5 separate regions of the Homo sapiens genome follow, and all the other regions are linked to region 1. The links are chromatin contacts, found by Hi-C or POLR2A ChIA-PET in ENCODE. All regions are on one chromosome and are shown on one strand. The core of a region is the stretch at or near the end of the contact, and the rest is flanking DNA. Distances in the headings are between cores, read along the strand shown.

The links. Hi-C counts contacts between places; a loop is a spot of excess contacts on that map. ChIA-PET counts read pairs that join two places held with the same protein, here RNA polymerase II (POLR2A). Pooled maps may share reads with other maps.
Region 2: a loop to region 1 is called in a map with no recorded cell type, with 4 times the contacts of the local background. The contact joins the enhancer-like site here to the promoter of PFN2 in region 1. A Hi-C loop is called at or near these places in 1 of 168 maps with a recorded cell type or tissue (PC-9), 2 of 37 single-sample maps with no recorded cell type and 7 of 50 pooled maps. POLR2A ChIA-PET finds 5 or more read pairs at or near these places in 1 of 52 experiments (WTC11).
Region 3: a loop to region 1 is called in a map of CD4-positive, alpha-beta T cell, with 3 times the contacts of the local background. The contact joins the enhancer-like site here to the promoter of PFN2 in region 1. A Hi-C loop is called at or near these places in 2 of 168 maps with a recorded cell type or tissue (B cell and CD4-positive, alpha-beta T cell) and 9 of 50 pooled maps.
Region 4: a loop to region 1 is called in a pooled map of gastrocnemius medialis, with 9 times the contacts of the local background. The contact joins the promoter of WWTR1-AS1 here to the promoter of PFN2 in region 1. A Hi-C loop is called at or near these places in 10 of 50 pooled maps. POLR2A ChIA-PET finds 5 or more read pairs at or near these places in 5 of 52 experiments (A549, IMR-90 and WTC11).
Region 5: a map of PC-9 shows a loop between it and region 1 (6-fold over the local background). The contact joins the enhancer-like site here to the promoter of PFN2 in region 1. A Hi-C loop is called at or near these places in 2 of 168 maps with a recorded cell type or tissue (PC-9 and chondrocyte) and 3 of 50 pooled maps. POLR2A ChIA-PET finds 5 or more read pairs at or near these places in 2 of 52 experiments (Panc1 and activated T-cell).

What each region holds. Positions count from the first base shown.
Region 1 is chr3:149,969,545-149,972,244 of GRCh38, forward strand. It overlaps PFN2 (profilin 2), which reads right to left and starts at 1,351. Exons shown (of 3, transcript NM_053024.4): 1 at 1,181-1,351. The coding sequence starts at 1,312. It overlaps LOC646903 (a long non-coding RNA gene), which reads left to right and starts at 1,735. Exons shown (of 1, transcript NR_036538.1): 1 at 1,735-2,700. RefSeq lists silencers at 547-806, 827-876, 887-1,126, 1,337-1,416, 1,647-1,706 and enhancers at 1,552-2,083, 2,084-2,614.
Region 2 is chr3:149,509,990-149,512,689 of GRCh38, forward strand. No RefSeq gene overlaps it. Among named protein-coding and RNA genes, the nearest start is that of TM4SF4, 37 kb to the left of the region's middle. RefSeq lists a silencer at 2,478-2,577. Within about 2 kb of position 1,287, at least 3 of the 41 ENCODE cell types and tissues checked have a DNase peak (open chromatin) inside an H3K27ac peak, as active enhancers do; they include PC-9, where a contact is called at or near this core.
Region 3 is chr3:150,277,707-150,280,406 of GRCh38, forward strand. All of the region lies in intron 2 of LINC01214 (long intergenic non-protein coding RNA 1214), which reads right to left. It overlaps LOC105374154 (a long non-coding RNA gene), which reads left to right. Exons shown (of 3, transcript XR_924578.3): 2 at 2,349-2,414; 3 at 2,661-2,700. Among named protein-coding and RNA genes, the nearest start is that of LINC01213, 41 kb to the left of the region's middle. Within about 2 kb of position 1,430, at least 4 of the 41 ENCODE cell types and tissues checked have a DNase peak (open chromatin) inside an H3K27ac peak, as active enhancers do.
Region 4 is chr3:149,656,924-149,659,623 of GRCh38, forward strand. WWTR1-AS1 (WWTR1 antisense RNA 1) reads left to right here and starts at 1,287. Exons shown (of 3, transcript NR_040250.1): 1 at 1,287-1,785; 2 at 2,455-2,700. WWTR1 (WW domain containing transcription regulator 1) reads right to left here and starts at 1,102. Exons shown (of 7, transcript NM_015472.6): 1 at 842-1,102; 2 at 1-386. The coding sequence starts at 383. RefSeq lists enhancers at 929-1,508, 1,116-1,185, 1,746-1,955 and a silencer at 1,416-1,575.
Region 5 is chr3:150,347,330-150,350,029 of GRCh38, forward strand. It overlaps LOC107986141 (a long non-coding RNA gene), which reads left to right. Exons shown (of 3, transcript XR_001740958.1): 2 at 49-1,090. Among named protein-coding and RNA genes, the nearest start is that of LINC01214, 25 kb to the left of the region's middle. Within about 2 kb of position 1,307, at least 12 of the 41 ENCODE cell types and tissues checked have a DNase peak (open chromatin) inside an H3K27ac peak, as active enhancers do; they include PC-9 and Panc1, where a contact is called at or near this core.

The sequences.
Region 1 (2,700 bases), core at 101-2,600:
AAAGTACTACTATCAAGGACTGAGTTCTAAAGTTAGACTTTAAACCATGTTAAGTGGTAAAAGAATAATTAGCACCCTTAATAGGGGACCTGAATTTTGGTGCTTAATGGAAAGGGAGCGTGGTGCTAAGAAATAAAGAGAATGGTCTCGTATTTAGTACAATTATCATAATTTTAGAAACAGCCTTGGGCAGAAACAGGCAAAACAATAAGCTGGAGGTTTTGTGGCAAATATTCTCCAAACATATTGCAACCAACTCAAAACCATCAAGTCTCAAGAAAATCAGGCAATGTGAAGCATAAAACTGCATTAGTTCCTTTACTGCCACCACTAAAGAGGGAGGGACTTAGAGAAGTGAAGTGTGCTCCTGGTCTTCGCAGATAATTGAAAGCCCCCGAAAAGCACCCCTTTTTTGAGCTATGTTGCATAACTGGGGATAACCGTATATCGATGAATCTCCATATGAGAAGAGAAATCAATGGCAGTTCGCCATCTTGGAGAATTTAAAAAAAAAAAAAAAACAACCTATAGAGCTAGAGCTGAAGTCGAGATTCACGAATCCACCTACGCGGTCGGCGTACATCTCTCGCAAGCCCCAGAGGCCTGGACATCGGTAAACCTACGCAAAGTCGCTTCGAGAATCCCGGGGGCCGGGCCGGGGCCGCCGCCTCCCACAGCCGGAGGCGCGGGAGGCGCGCTGTCCGCGGAGCAAGAGCCGGCCAGAGAGCCTAGGGACCTCCACCCGGGGCCCGCGCGCCCCAGCCCGGATCCCCGACCCCCGCTTCCACCCCAGAACGTGCATAGCAAACCTCAGGGCTTCAAGAGAACCTAGGGGAACCGCACTAGGAGGAAAAAAGGAACCCCTCCCCTTGCCCTGGCCGGTGCGTGCCCCCTCCCCCAACCCGGGCACCTGGACCGACGCTGGGAACGCCGGGGGCGCCCGGCCAGGGCCAGCAAGGAGTCCGGCCGCCGCCCCCAGCCTGTCAGCGCAGCCCCGGGTGAGGGGGCGTCCCCGGGCCTCGGCCTCCCCGCCCGCCCGGCAGCCGCATCCTCGGCGCCCGCTGCCTAGCACACCTGCGGGCTCGGCCCTCAGTGTTCCAGCCCCGCGCTGCGGTGCCCCCGCGGCCGGCCACCCCGCTCCGGTGCAGGGACCAGGGTACCGGCCGCCACTGGTCCTCACCGTAATGCTCTGAAAGACGCCCCCGGCCGTGGCTGCCCAGACGTATTTGGCGTCGCAGTAGCCGACAATGGCGGCCTCCTGGCAGCAGCCATCGCACATCAGGTTATCCACGTAGCTCTGCCAACCGGCCATCTTCGAGCCCTTCGCACTGCAGCGCGGACGGCGAGGAGCAGCAGGCGCAGCGGCGGCGGCGGCGGTAGCGGGCGGCGGCGGCGCGGGGGGAGGCGGGGCGGGGGCGGGGAGGAGGCGGCTCTGCGCAGGCACCGACCGCCCCCCTCCCCGAGGAGCTGCGGCGGGAGGACGCGGGTTCAGCGATGAGGGACGAACCTCAGAGCGCGCTCGGCCGCCCGGCCGCCCGCAGCCGCGGGGCTGACAAACCAGCGGCGGGAGGCTGCGAAGCGGCTGTGCCTGTGGCGGCTGCTCCTTACCGCAGCGCCCTCCGTTTTCCGCGGACACGGCTGGGCGTGCGCGCGCGCGTGCGTGCGATCCTTCCGCGGCGCCCGGGCACGGAGGGTCCCGGGAAGGGCGGGGGGAGACTGAGGCGGGGGCGCGGAGGGATACCGCCCCGGGACAATCACGGCCGCCACGTGCGGGAGGCGCCGGCCGGGAGCGGTGGCGGGCCGAGCTTCGGACCTCGGGCCGGCGGAGAGGGTGGACCCCGCGTCGCTCTCGGCACCCCAGGAACAGCGGCGGCACGGACGCCTTGGAGCCCCGCGGCCGGGCCGCGATGTGCTTTTCTCCTGTGTTCGCTGCCCGGGATGCGGAATCTTGAGCCTCGGTGTCGGGTTACAGAGTTGTCCTGGTGACGGGATGCGGAGCGTTTCCTCCTTTTTGTTGTGGGGGCGGCTGGTGGCAGGGGCAGCTGGTGGCAGGGTTGCCCACGCTAATCTCCGAGTCTCTAAGGGCACCGTCTTTCCTGGATCCCTCTTGCGCCTCGTCCATAAAGGCAGACCCGCGGGCGCGCGCCGGCAACCTGAAATCAGAGCAGGCGTCCGTGGCGCTCAGGAACCTTGCTGAGCTTCGCCGATCTTTCATTGTTGCTTCATTTGGGTACCAAGGGCCTCTCATTCTGTGGATTCTTTGCCTGGAGGAGCCCCCTTAATGTTGCTAATCACGTGTGGTTAAATTGCTCGTAAATTCCGAACAAAACAAATAGCGACCTGTGTTACACTGTTTCTTGGTAACTGGGAAAGTTACTGGTGGCTTGAAGTATACGCAGAAAATACAAAGATTAAAAACTAGGGAAGAGTTCACTGAATGAACACCGTAACATTTCTGCTCTGCAGGGTAAAATAATTTCGGGACCCAGGTCTGGGAAAGATTTGTATTAACAAGGTAAACGGTGGGTAGAGTGCCTGAGAAGCTATTCGTATCGTCTTTGGTAGCCTCTGGGCACTAGGACTAGACATGGAATTAGGGGTCCCCCAACAATGACTTCAATTTTAGGTTAATAGAAACCATCTGCCACTTAAGGGAAAGAAAGCACCAAAATGTAGATAAGTTGATGTTCACCCTTAAAG
Region 2 (2,700 bases), core at 37-2,536, 460 kb before region 1:
AGTGCTATCATGCTCTGGTTTTGGAGTTGTCATAAGTAGCCTGGGGCCAGGCGCAGTGGCTCATGCCTGTAATCCTAGCACTTTGGGAGGTTGAGGCAGGAGGATCACTTGAGCCCAGGAGTTCGAGGCTGCAGTGAGCTATGACTGCACCAGTGTACTACAGCCTGAGCAACAGAACAAGATCCTGTCTCTAAAAGGAAGAAGAAGAAGGAGGAGGAGGAGGAGGAGAGAAAAGTAGCCTGGGTCTACAGAGCTTAGCTCCTTTGCAGAGCTTTTAAAAATCCCAGTGTCCATTCCCGCCCCACTTCCAGGTATATTAATTTAATTAAGTGAGTTTGGAGGCCAGGCATCAGACATCAGTCCTTTTTATTTTTAACTCACCAGGTGATTCTAATAAGGAAGCAGGTTGGAGAACTGTTCTGGAGTGTTTTCAAACTCGAGTCCTGGGGGGTTTGCTAAACACAGAGTGCCAGCTCCCACCCCAGAGTTGCTGATTCAGTAGGCTTGGGGGTCGAGTATTGCTTCTTTTTTTTTCTTTCTTTTCTTTTCTTTCTTTTCCTTTCTTTTTCTTTTTCTTTAGCTGTCTTTCTCTTTCTTTCCCTCCCTCCTCTTCTTTCCTTCCTTCCTTCTTTTCCCTCCCTCTTTCTTTCTTTCCTTCTTTCTTTCTTTCCTTCCTTCCTTTCCTTCTTTCTTTTCTTTCTTTCTCTCTTCCTCTCTCTCTTTCTTTCTCTCTCTCTCTCTTTCTTTCTTTCTTTTCTTTCTTTCTTTCTTCCTCTTTCTTTTTTGACAGTTTCTCTTTTGTTGCCCAAGCTGGAATGCAATGGTGCTATCTCCATTCACTGCAACCTCCGCCTCATGAGTTCAAGTGATTCTCCTGCCTCAGCCTCCCGAGTAGCGGGATTACAGGTGCACACCACCACGCCCGGCTAATTTTTTGTATTTTTAGTAGAAACAGGGTTTCACCGTGTTAGCCAGCTGGTCTTGAACTCCTGACCTCAGGTGATCCACTTGCCTTGGCCTCCCAAAGTGTTGGGATTACAGGTGTGAGCCACTGCACCCAGCCTCCTTCTTTTTGTAGAGATGGGGCCTTGCTGTGTTGCCCAGGCTGGTCTCCTATCTTGGCCTCAAGCTATCCTCCTACACTGGCCTCCTAAATGCTGGGATTACAGACCTACCCCACCATGCCCTGCTGGACGTTTCTATTAAGTTCCTTAATGATGCTAATGCTGCCAGCCCAGATTCCACACTTTGAGAACTGCAGAAGTGTTTACACTCTCTTAAATAGTACCTACGGTCACATGAATTATTTTTTCCCAGCCTTGGAGAGCCTGAAGATTTCATCGCATTCTTAAAGATCCATGACCCCAGAAAAATTAAGAGCCAGATTAGAGTCTAATTATGCATTGAAAGCTTTTTCTAGGCAGGGTTTCACAGGAGATGATTTTGCAACTGGTTCAGTCTTGGAGTAGTCCCAAGGGTGTATATTTGTGTTTGCTTAAGCACCTGGGCATTGCAGGCTATATGATGCCAACACCCTTACCAGTCCACACTCAGTTTCCTACCAAGAAATTGCAATACTAGGAGCATCAGCTTGGTAAAGAGAGTAAACATGACAACTTTTCCCAGCATCAAATGTGAATATTGTGGAGAGGTAGAAAAACAGGGAGAGGGGAAGAAAGAGAATTCCCGTGATGCTATTGAAGCAGAAATAAAACCTCTGCAGATAATCCTGCTGCCTATTGATGTTGGGGCCACAAACTTGGGAAAATGAATGTTGTGCCATCATAATCACCCTAAGGATCAGTTACATAACATTTAATCATAAATTATACTCATCCAAAATGTGGCATGGGAAGTTCATATGTAAACTTTAATGTATTTTTTTATTCTTTAAAAATTTCCATTTTTGTGAATGTTTTATAATGTACACAATACACTAGAACAGTCATTTTGTATTTAATTTATAACATTAAAAAATAAACAAGCAAACATACATACATCGGGGCTCCATGATGAAAAAAAAAATTGGAGATTACTCCTTAGGTGTCAAACTTGACTGCACCAGAATCACATGGAAGCTCACCGAACAAATGCAGAGTCTCAGACCTCAGTCTCTTTCAGGTTCAGGAGGTCTGAGAAATTCACAGTTACACCAACAACTTGGGAAATTCTAAGGCAGGTGAGCCATTGACTCTACTGTGAACCCTGCTCTGAAAATGACTTTAGTTTTTTTTGTTTTTTTTTCTCTTTGTACTTAATAACTTTATTCTGACTCAAAAGCCATAGAACTCCTCACCAAAGGACACATAGGTCAGTGCAAAGAAGGAAACAAACACGTCTGTATTCTGCATGTCTTTCTCCTTCCCCCTTCAGCAATGCCCCATCCTATTCCCAGCCCTGGTCGGCTGCACCCCCTGAGCCAGGCTCTGGTCACTCACTACACCATGACAAAGCCACCTGCCGCCTGCTAATGGTGACTCGGCTCAGCCATTAGAGGGCAGCAGATAACAGGTCACTAAGCAGATAATTTCTCCGCGAGCAGGTTTGCCCATCTTTCTAAATAATCCAATTTTTCTTGAATATTTTCTCATCAAGGAACATTTTCCAAAAACCTCATAAATGCAAGTCATGGAAGTGACAGCAAACAAGCCCAAGATTGCACTGTCCAAAGGAAAGGTTTCCGTGTTAGGCATGGCTCAA
Region 3 (2,700 bases), core at 180-2,679, 310 kb after region 1:
TTCTACAAAGTGGTCTCTGTCTCCTTTAGAAAGGGAAAGTTTCTATGTATGGTGGCAGTGGTTGGAATAAGTCAAAATGAAAAAGGTTAAGAGAATGTAAACATTTTTAAATTGCCTTTTTCAATTTTCTTTTAGTAGCTTTAAATAGCTATAAATAATATACACTTCATACACAGAGTAAAGTTAATTCTTATAAATATTCTTTCAGGAGAAATAAAACGTTAGATGCATTTCACTTGGTAATATATTTTCCATTTACTGATTCTTTTCTAAAAGACTCCCCCTGCCCCCAATTTCTGTCTTATCAGTAGAGTGCATAGAGAATATTTGACTTGAAGCTGAATCTGTTTTCTCAATTTTTTGAGTGACTATTCTCTAAAGAAAGTATTATTAAAAGCAGACTTCCCCCAAATTGACTTTAACAGCAATTATTTTCTTTGAATATGAGAAGGATATTTTGATTTCCCAAATGCACGTTAACTGAATTTTTGAACTGGATCTTTTATGGCTGAGTTTTCTCTATTTTTTTCTGTAACAGAAACATTACATTACATTGTCTCCCTGAGAACCCTAAAGCTGGAGGTTCCATGGTATGTGTCTTGCATAAAATAAAACAGCAGATGACAGCAAATTCATTTTCCTACTCTGCCATAGCTCCTATGGCTCACTAACTTTTGAACTGTGGCTGTGCTGAGTGAATTTTCTTGTCAGGCCCTGTAAAACTGCTTTACAGAGAGAGCAAAAGCAACTTGAGTTTTCTCAAAGGGACCTGTGATAATGGACAAGTCACACTGCTTTTCTGGGCATCAGTAACTTCTACTGTATAAATAAGAACTTTCAGATAGAATAATCTCCAGGGTTTGTTTTTTTGTCTTTCTAGCAATAAAAAAGTATTGACTCTGTTAACCAATATTTAATCATTTTAAGTCAAACAAAACAAATTTTTACATCATTGTAGTGTTACAAATGTATTTGGTTTCTTTTATACTGCTTAGAGATAACTTCTTAAATATATATTGGATTTCAGTATTCTATATATAAATTTGAGCATTTCTTAATGGGGGAAAAAGATTAAAACTCATATTGGCTCAATTATACTGGAGCAGGGTGAGAACATCTCACCAGGCAAGAGCAAAGACAGCCCCGAATGTCTCCTCCCCTTTGTTGAAATATTACCAGCAAAACCCAAGTGATCAAAAAAGACTCACAAATTATATGGCAGTCCATGCCCATAAAACATGATACAATTCGGTCAAGGTACACTAGGTCAGTTGCTAAGAACCTCGTGTTTCTTCTAGTAGTTACGTAAACAGTTAGATGTGTTTGCTTTTTTTTTTTTTTTTCAAAGACTAAGGAAAAGGGAAAATTGCCAACACAATTACCAAAATAATTAATTAAAAGCCAGCCCAGTCCGCAACAGCTGCTTTCAGTTGTCCGGAGTGTGCCCTGAGGCAACAGCACCTTACAGCTCCTTTCTCAGGCAAGGAATGCTGCCATTATCTCGTTCTCAATGGAAAACCACCTCCCCTGCCACATCCCTGTAAATTGTTGAACCTAAAGGGCTTTTTTCTCCACCCAGAAAAGAAGGTAATGGAAACTAAAGTAGGCTGTTCAACCATAAGCCTTGGGAAGCTTCCAAAAGCTTTCATTCCTGTCCAGAAGCTTCTAAAGAGGAGGCCTACGATTAGGGAGATAAGCAATACTATCAAATTTTTGGAGCCTGGAAATGCTTTCCCCAACCCCATTTTTCTTTTAAGTAAGGGACCCAGAATGAGAAATAAATATTTGGGAAAGACACAGGAACTACATTTCCATCTTATAAATCCTTTTTTTAACTTTACGTGTTGAAAAGTTTTAGATATATATAAAAGTAGAGGATAATATAATGCACCCCCATGTATGAATCATTCAACTTCAACAGTGATGAACTTGTAGCCCATCTTGTTCGTTGTTTTGAAGCTAATCCCAGATATCACATTATTTTAGAGGTTTTACAGATTTTTTTTTATTTGTTTGTTTTTTGTGACAGGGTCTTGTTCTGTCACTCAGGCTGCACTGCAGTGGAAAGATCACAGCTCACTGCAGACTTGACCTCCAGGCTCAGGTGATCCTCCTACTTTAGCCTCCTGCATAGGTGGGACTACAAGAATATGCCACCATACCCAGCTAATTTAAAAAAAAATTTTTTGTAGAGAGACGGTCTTGCTATATTGCCCAGGGTGGTCTCAAACTCCTGGGCTCAAGTGATCCTCCTGGCTTGGCATCAAAGTGCTGGGATTACAGGCATGAACCATCACGCCTGGCCTAGAGATACTTTTGTTAACATAAAATTGTCTTCCACTTTTCAGAGGTCAGGAAATCCAAATGCAGGAAGAAAAATGAAAACTTCAGCTAAAATCATTACAGTGGTTAAGGTAAGTTATATAAACTTCTTATACTCTAAGTGGACTTTTCATTTTAGCCTCAAAATTGACACTTGTCAATCATGAGTCAACAAATATTTATTGAATGTCCCTTAAGTGCCAGACTCTGTCACCACATAGCCTAAAAATAGATCAATGGGGGGTCTATTTTTTAAGTCTTTCTAGCGACAAAAAACTTTTGATTCTGTTAACTAATATTTAATCATTTTAAATCAAATCCAATTTTCACATTGATAGGGACAGGAGACAGGAAAATTCTGGGCAGAAGAGGGCAGGT
Region 4 (2,700 bases), core at 37-2,536, 310 kb before region 1:
GGGGGCAGTGGCAGCTCGTCGGTCACGTCGTAGGACTGCTGGCGGAGGTGCGCGTGCTGCTGCGCGGGGCTACCCGCAGCACCCGCGCCGGTGCCCAGCTGCAGGGACGCGGGCGACGAGTGCGAGCGGACATGCTGGGCACCCCCAGCCAGTCGAGGCCCCGGGTGGCCGCCCGACGAGTCGGTGCTGGACTGGCGCGAGTGCGAGCCCGAATCAGGCTCCTTAAAGAAAGACTCCGGCAGGATCTTCTTCCGCCACGAGCTAGGCTTCGGATTCATGACAGAGTTGAAGAGGGCTTCGAGGTCTGTGTCTAGGTCCTGCGTGACGTGGATCACTTGCTGCCCAGGCGGCGGGAGCGGAGGGGGCGCCGAGGCCGGATTCATCTTCTGCAAAAAGAAGGTCAGATCAGCCTTTTATTTAAAGTCGGAGGAAGTGGGTAAGAGGGTTACAGGGTGAGAGGGCGAGATGGTGGGAGAAAGAATAGAGGGAAAAGGAAACGAGGAGACAGATAATTGCCCGCCTGGAGATCCCAGACACTCAGCGGTAAGACCAGCAGGATGGGGGAGGGGTCCCTCCTGGCCTCGAGAATTATGCAACTTTCTTGAAGCAAAGAAGTTGCCTGGAGGAGGAGAAGATAGGGCGAGGGGTGGAGGGAATAACTGCACTCGGGGCTTGCTGAACCGCAGGATGGCAAAGGAAAGGTCGCACGATTCCAGGACAGGCAGCCCCCCGAAAGAAGTTCAGCCCGAGCCAACTCCACCACGTCTCGACTCCGGAAGCCCGAGGAGCCTGGAGCCCTGGAGTGGTGCCGGATGAGCGCGCGAGCTCCAGCGGGCACTACCTGGGCGGGCAGCGAAGCTGAGCCTGAGCGCGCGGCGGCCGCCGTCCCGCCCGAACTTGCCGTCGGGCCTGGGTCGCTCGGGTGAGTCCCGAGATTGCGGAGCTGGAGCCGAGGCTTGGCTGACAAATCCCGACCCGACTCTGTGCCTGGCAGTCTAAGGGCTTCGGCTCTCACATCCCCCGAGCTGGCCTAAGGCGCTAGTGCTGGGCGAAAAGGAGGCGCAGGAGAAGCAGACAGCGCGGCCGCAGCAGCTCCCGGACTGTCCCATAAACAAAGTTTGGAGCAAACTCCCACCCCCAGGAAAGAGGCGGGCCCGAAAGTTGAGCTGTTGAATTATGTATGACCTCCTAGTCCCTAGCCGGCCAGCCCCCGCTCGCCCCTCCTCTTCCTCCTCCTCCTCCTCCCACCTCGGCTCCAGAAAACCCTGGGCGTGATGGGTACTTTACTGGGTAAGAGGAGACGGGTGCCCCCCACCCACTCCTCCCGGCCGCGCGGACCTCTCCCGCTCAGACCTGCATCTGCATTCCTTTGAGTTTACCACGGACTTGGGGCGGGATCAAAGGGAAAGTGGCCTGAGCCTGTTTCATCAAGGGGTTGTGGACCGAAACCAAGGCCGGGGGTGGCGGAGGGCACGCGGATGAGGGGCTCAGGCCTAGGAAGGGCCGGTCCTGGACACCGCGCCCTCCCCTGCAGCCAGGCGCCGAGGCCTGCAGCACCCGGAGCGCCGCACTGACCCGCGATTCTGCCCGAAGGCCGGCCCGGGTGCGCCCCGGCGCGGGGAGACACCAACAAGGCCAGCTTTTCCACGAGAGGCTGCTTAGCTCTTGTGACCATATTTGGTCTGGCGAGGAGGCATCTTGGCTGCCTGGCTCTCAATTGTCTGCTAGAGCACAGACGGTGCCCAGAAAGTGCCTCTGTCACTGGAGATGCGGCTTCGCCAACGGGTGGGTTGTAAACAAACAACTTTCAAACCATTCATCAATCCTTAATTTCCTCTACGGGGGTGACTCAGGCCACTAGAGATTGAGAAGAAAAAGCTGGGTGTTGGAAGAGAAGAGCAATTGCACCCCCCTCCCCCGCAACATCCGTGAGGGTTGTGGGAGGATTGGAATGTCCCTGCCGCCCTCCGGGGAGCCTGGAGCCGGGATGGAACCCGAGCAGGTGGCTGGAAGTAGAGAGGGTGCGCCAGTGACCCGAAAAAAGCCACCCACCTTCCCACCAACTAGATCTGGGCGAGGGATGGAGACCCCCTGCCTCTAGCTAAGGGAAGAAGGTCAAGTCTGGCGAAACAGCTGCGGGAAGTAGGAGGAGGCCTTGCCCTTCAGAGCAGCTCAATTTCTTTTCTCTCTGGTTGCCTCTCCACTGAGGGGAAAGGGTGGGGGGAGATGGCGAGGTAAGCCAAATTCCAGGAAGCCCCTACTCCACCCCATTTGATTCAAATAGGAGTTTATTAAGTAAATCAAACGAGACAATGTAAAGCACTTCGCACAGCACCGGGCTGGTTACGTAAGTGTTTGTTAAATAAAAGAGAACTGTATGTTCTTCAAGTTCACGTATTGTGCCTTAATTTTTTTTTTTTTTTTTTTGAGTGACGTCTCCCTCTTGTCCCCCAGGCTTGAGTGCAATAGCTCCATCTCAGCTCACTGCAACCTCCGCCTCCCGGGTTCAAACGATTCTCCTGCCTCTGCCTCCCAAGTAGCTAGGATTAAGACGCCTGCCACCACGCCCAGCTAATTTTTGTATTTTTTAAAAGCAAAAATGGGGTTTCACCATGTTGGCCAGGCTGGTCTCAAATCCTGACTTCAGGTGATCCGCCCGCCTCAGGCTCCCAAAGTGCTGGGATTACAGGCATGAGCCAC
Region 5 (2,700 bases), core at 57-2,556, 380 kb after region 1:
AAACTCATTTATGCCATTTTGTATTTTCTCTCTTTAACTCCCTATCAGACATTGAGCCGAGTTTGCATCCGAGTCTGGAGTTGGTTTACAAGCATACTGGAAATAAAACTCAATTGGGAGTGAGAATCCAGGTGAACCGAAGTAAACGTGAACTCTTTGTGAACCAAATACTACTGTACGCCTCTTCAAAGCCTACAGGCGCCTGAAAATCTCCCATAAATCCAAGCTGCATTGAAAGGATTTGCTCCAAGCCTTCTACCAGTAGCTTGCATCCACATGCATCAGATTCAGCTGTCTCCTAAATCTGCAAAGTGTTATCTGCCTCACCGTGCACAAACTACTGTCCCAAACTGTATTCAATCCAGATGGGAGGTTTTATCACTTCCTGACTTCCCTTCCATTGTAAGGATGAATATTTTGAAACCAGGCAACTAGGAAAACCATACCCCACTAAATGGGAGCATATACTATTTAGGGAAAACTTTCTAATTGTCCCCCAGAAAATGAAGAAATTATGCTCTTCTTGTACCCTGATTGTACAAAATGTTCAGCTCCCTGGGATATGCACCAGATCACATTCACAAGAGAACCTACCATGGGTGTGTCCAGCGTCACGCACAATTCTCAGTGAAACAGCTTAATCTCCACACTTTTCTGTCTCACAAGCAAATTAGGATGCAAGTGAGGTTGAAATTATCACAGGAATACATGTTATCCTATTTTAAAAAATAATTTTCAAATGCTGGCACTTCACTATTAATAACAACAATTTACTTGTGACAGCTGATAAGACACATTGATATTTCAATCCTGATTCACTCAGACCACCACCACTCCTATAAGTACCTCCAATCAGGGAACTTGTCAATCATAAAGTGGAAGTTGGTTTATGTTCTATTTCCTCCTCAGGGACAGGGCCCAAGTCTTGATCATCACTTTACATAAATCAGTGCCCAGGCTATTGCAGGGGTGCAATAACACTTATGTAAACCAAGGGAAAGGCACATAATATGCCTAGAATATCTCTAGAAGGATCCTCCAAGAAACTGCTAGCAGTGATTGTCCCTCAACAGAGAAACTAGGGGTTGAGGTGAGACACTTGATTTCACTGTTTTTTTTTGTTTGTTTGTTTGTTTGTTTACTAATTAAACTTTTTACCCAGTATTTTGTATTTTATTGGGTACATTAGAATATTTATTGAATGAATCAACACACAGATGAACGAACAAGCTATATCCAGGAACACAAGAGTTGACGCCCAAATATTTTTGTCTGTACCAACTTAACAGCAGTGGCTTTTTCCAACCCGAAGTTTCAAATCCTTCTGGTGACTCATGTCAAGTTGCGTGCGCCAAGTTAAGAGAGTGCTGACACTCTGACTCAGTGTGTACAGAAATTCTTGGCCAAGGAGGAGACAAAGAACTGTCACAAAGGCTAGACTTTATTGGTTCAGTTTTGATTCATTAATCAGAAGTGGAAATGCTCACAGTTTTTCTCCATATTAGATGTTGCTGTATCTTGTCTGTGAAGAGCAAGCGTGGTTACTTCTCAAGATAAAGCTCTATCCAAGATCCAGAAAAATGGCAATTCTTTAGAGAAAAAAAATCCATTTATCTCATGTCCCTAGTTTCATGTCTCCTTTCAGCTCCAGAGAGGTGGCTTACTGCAGTGAATTGAAGAGCACTGGCTTTGGGATCAGGCAGAACTGTCTAACTATCCTTTGTCTCAGAATTTGCAGTTGTATATAAACTGGGGACAAAGGTACCTACCTGACAAGGCTGCCATTAGGCTTAAATTAGCTAATATATTTAAAATCCCTGTAACATAGTGCTTAAAAAGTGGTAGCTATTATTCCTACCGTAAAATAGTTTTACAGCCCTTTTCATCCTTTAAATTGACTGAGAATCAACACCAGTCGTTGCTTTAAAACAAAGCTTTGAGGCTTTAAGTCTTACCTATAAGGTGCCACTACATTATAAGCTTAAGAACGTTTTGCCTCCTCCCATAATAAAAATATTCTGTGGTGTTTTTGACATGTTACTTCTTTTGCCTACAGTGTAAAGATTAGGAATAAGCTTGCTATTAATACTTCCAATATTCACTGTGTCATCTGTCTGACTGTCATAATCCTCAATCAATCACCTTTGTGCTAGCATCACTTTTTATCCAACCAGGTCAAGATCATGTAATTTGACGGCTGCTTAGGAATTTGTCAGCACTGTTATTTGAAGGGTGTTAGAAAGACACTGGCACTACAATCAGACTCTGTAGCAATATGCCATGCCAAAGGAATTTTTAATGAGGTGGATTTTTTTTTTTGAGTTGGGGGATCCCTTGTCCCCAACTCAAATTCATGCTTCAGTCTGGTTCCAAAAGAAACCAGACTTTTTGGAACCACAATCCCCAGATTCCTCAATGTTTGGCAAGTTTGCCAAGAGGTTCAAGCTGCCCTCTAGCTCATCTGGCTGCTGCTCTTGCCCAGGCTGTCTGATGACTTGCTGGGCCACCAGGGGCCCTGCCTTTCCCAGCATGGAAGTATGTGACTCTCCCCACACTCCCTGCGCCAACAATGCCAAGAATCAGAAACAAGGGCCGGGAGTGTTAGCAGGCCCCGCATGAGTGGCAGCTTAGAGGGCTTGCATTGTGCTTGGTGCACCAAGAGCAGATTGTTATTCTGCAGGCATGAATTAGAGCCTGGGC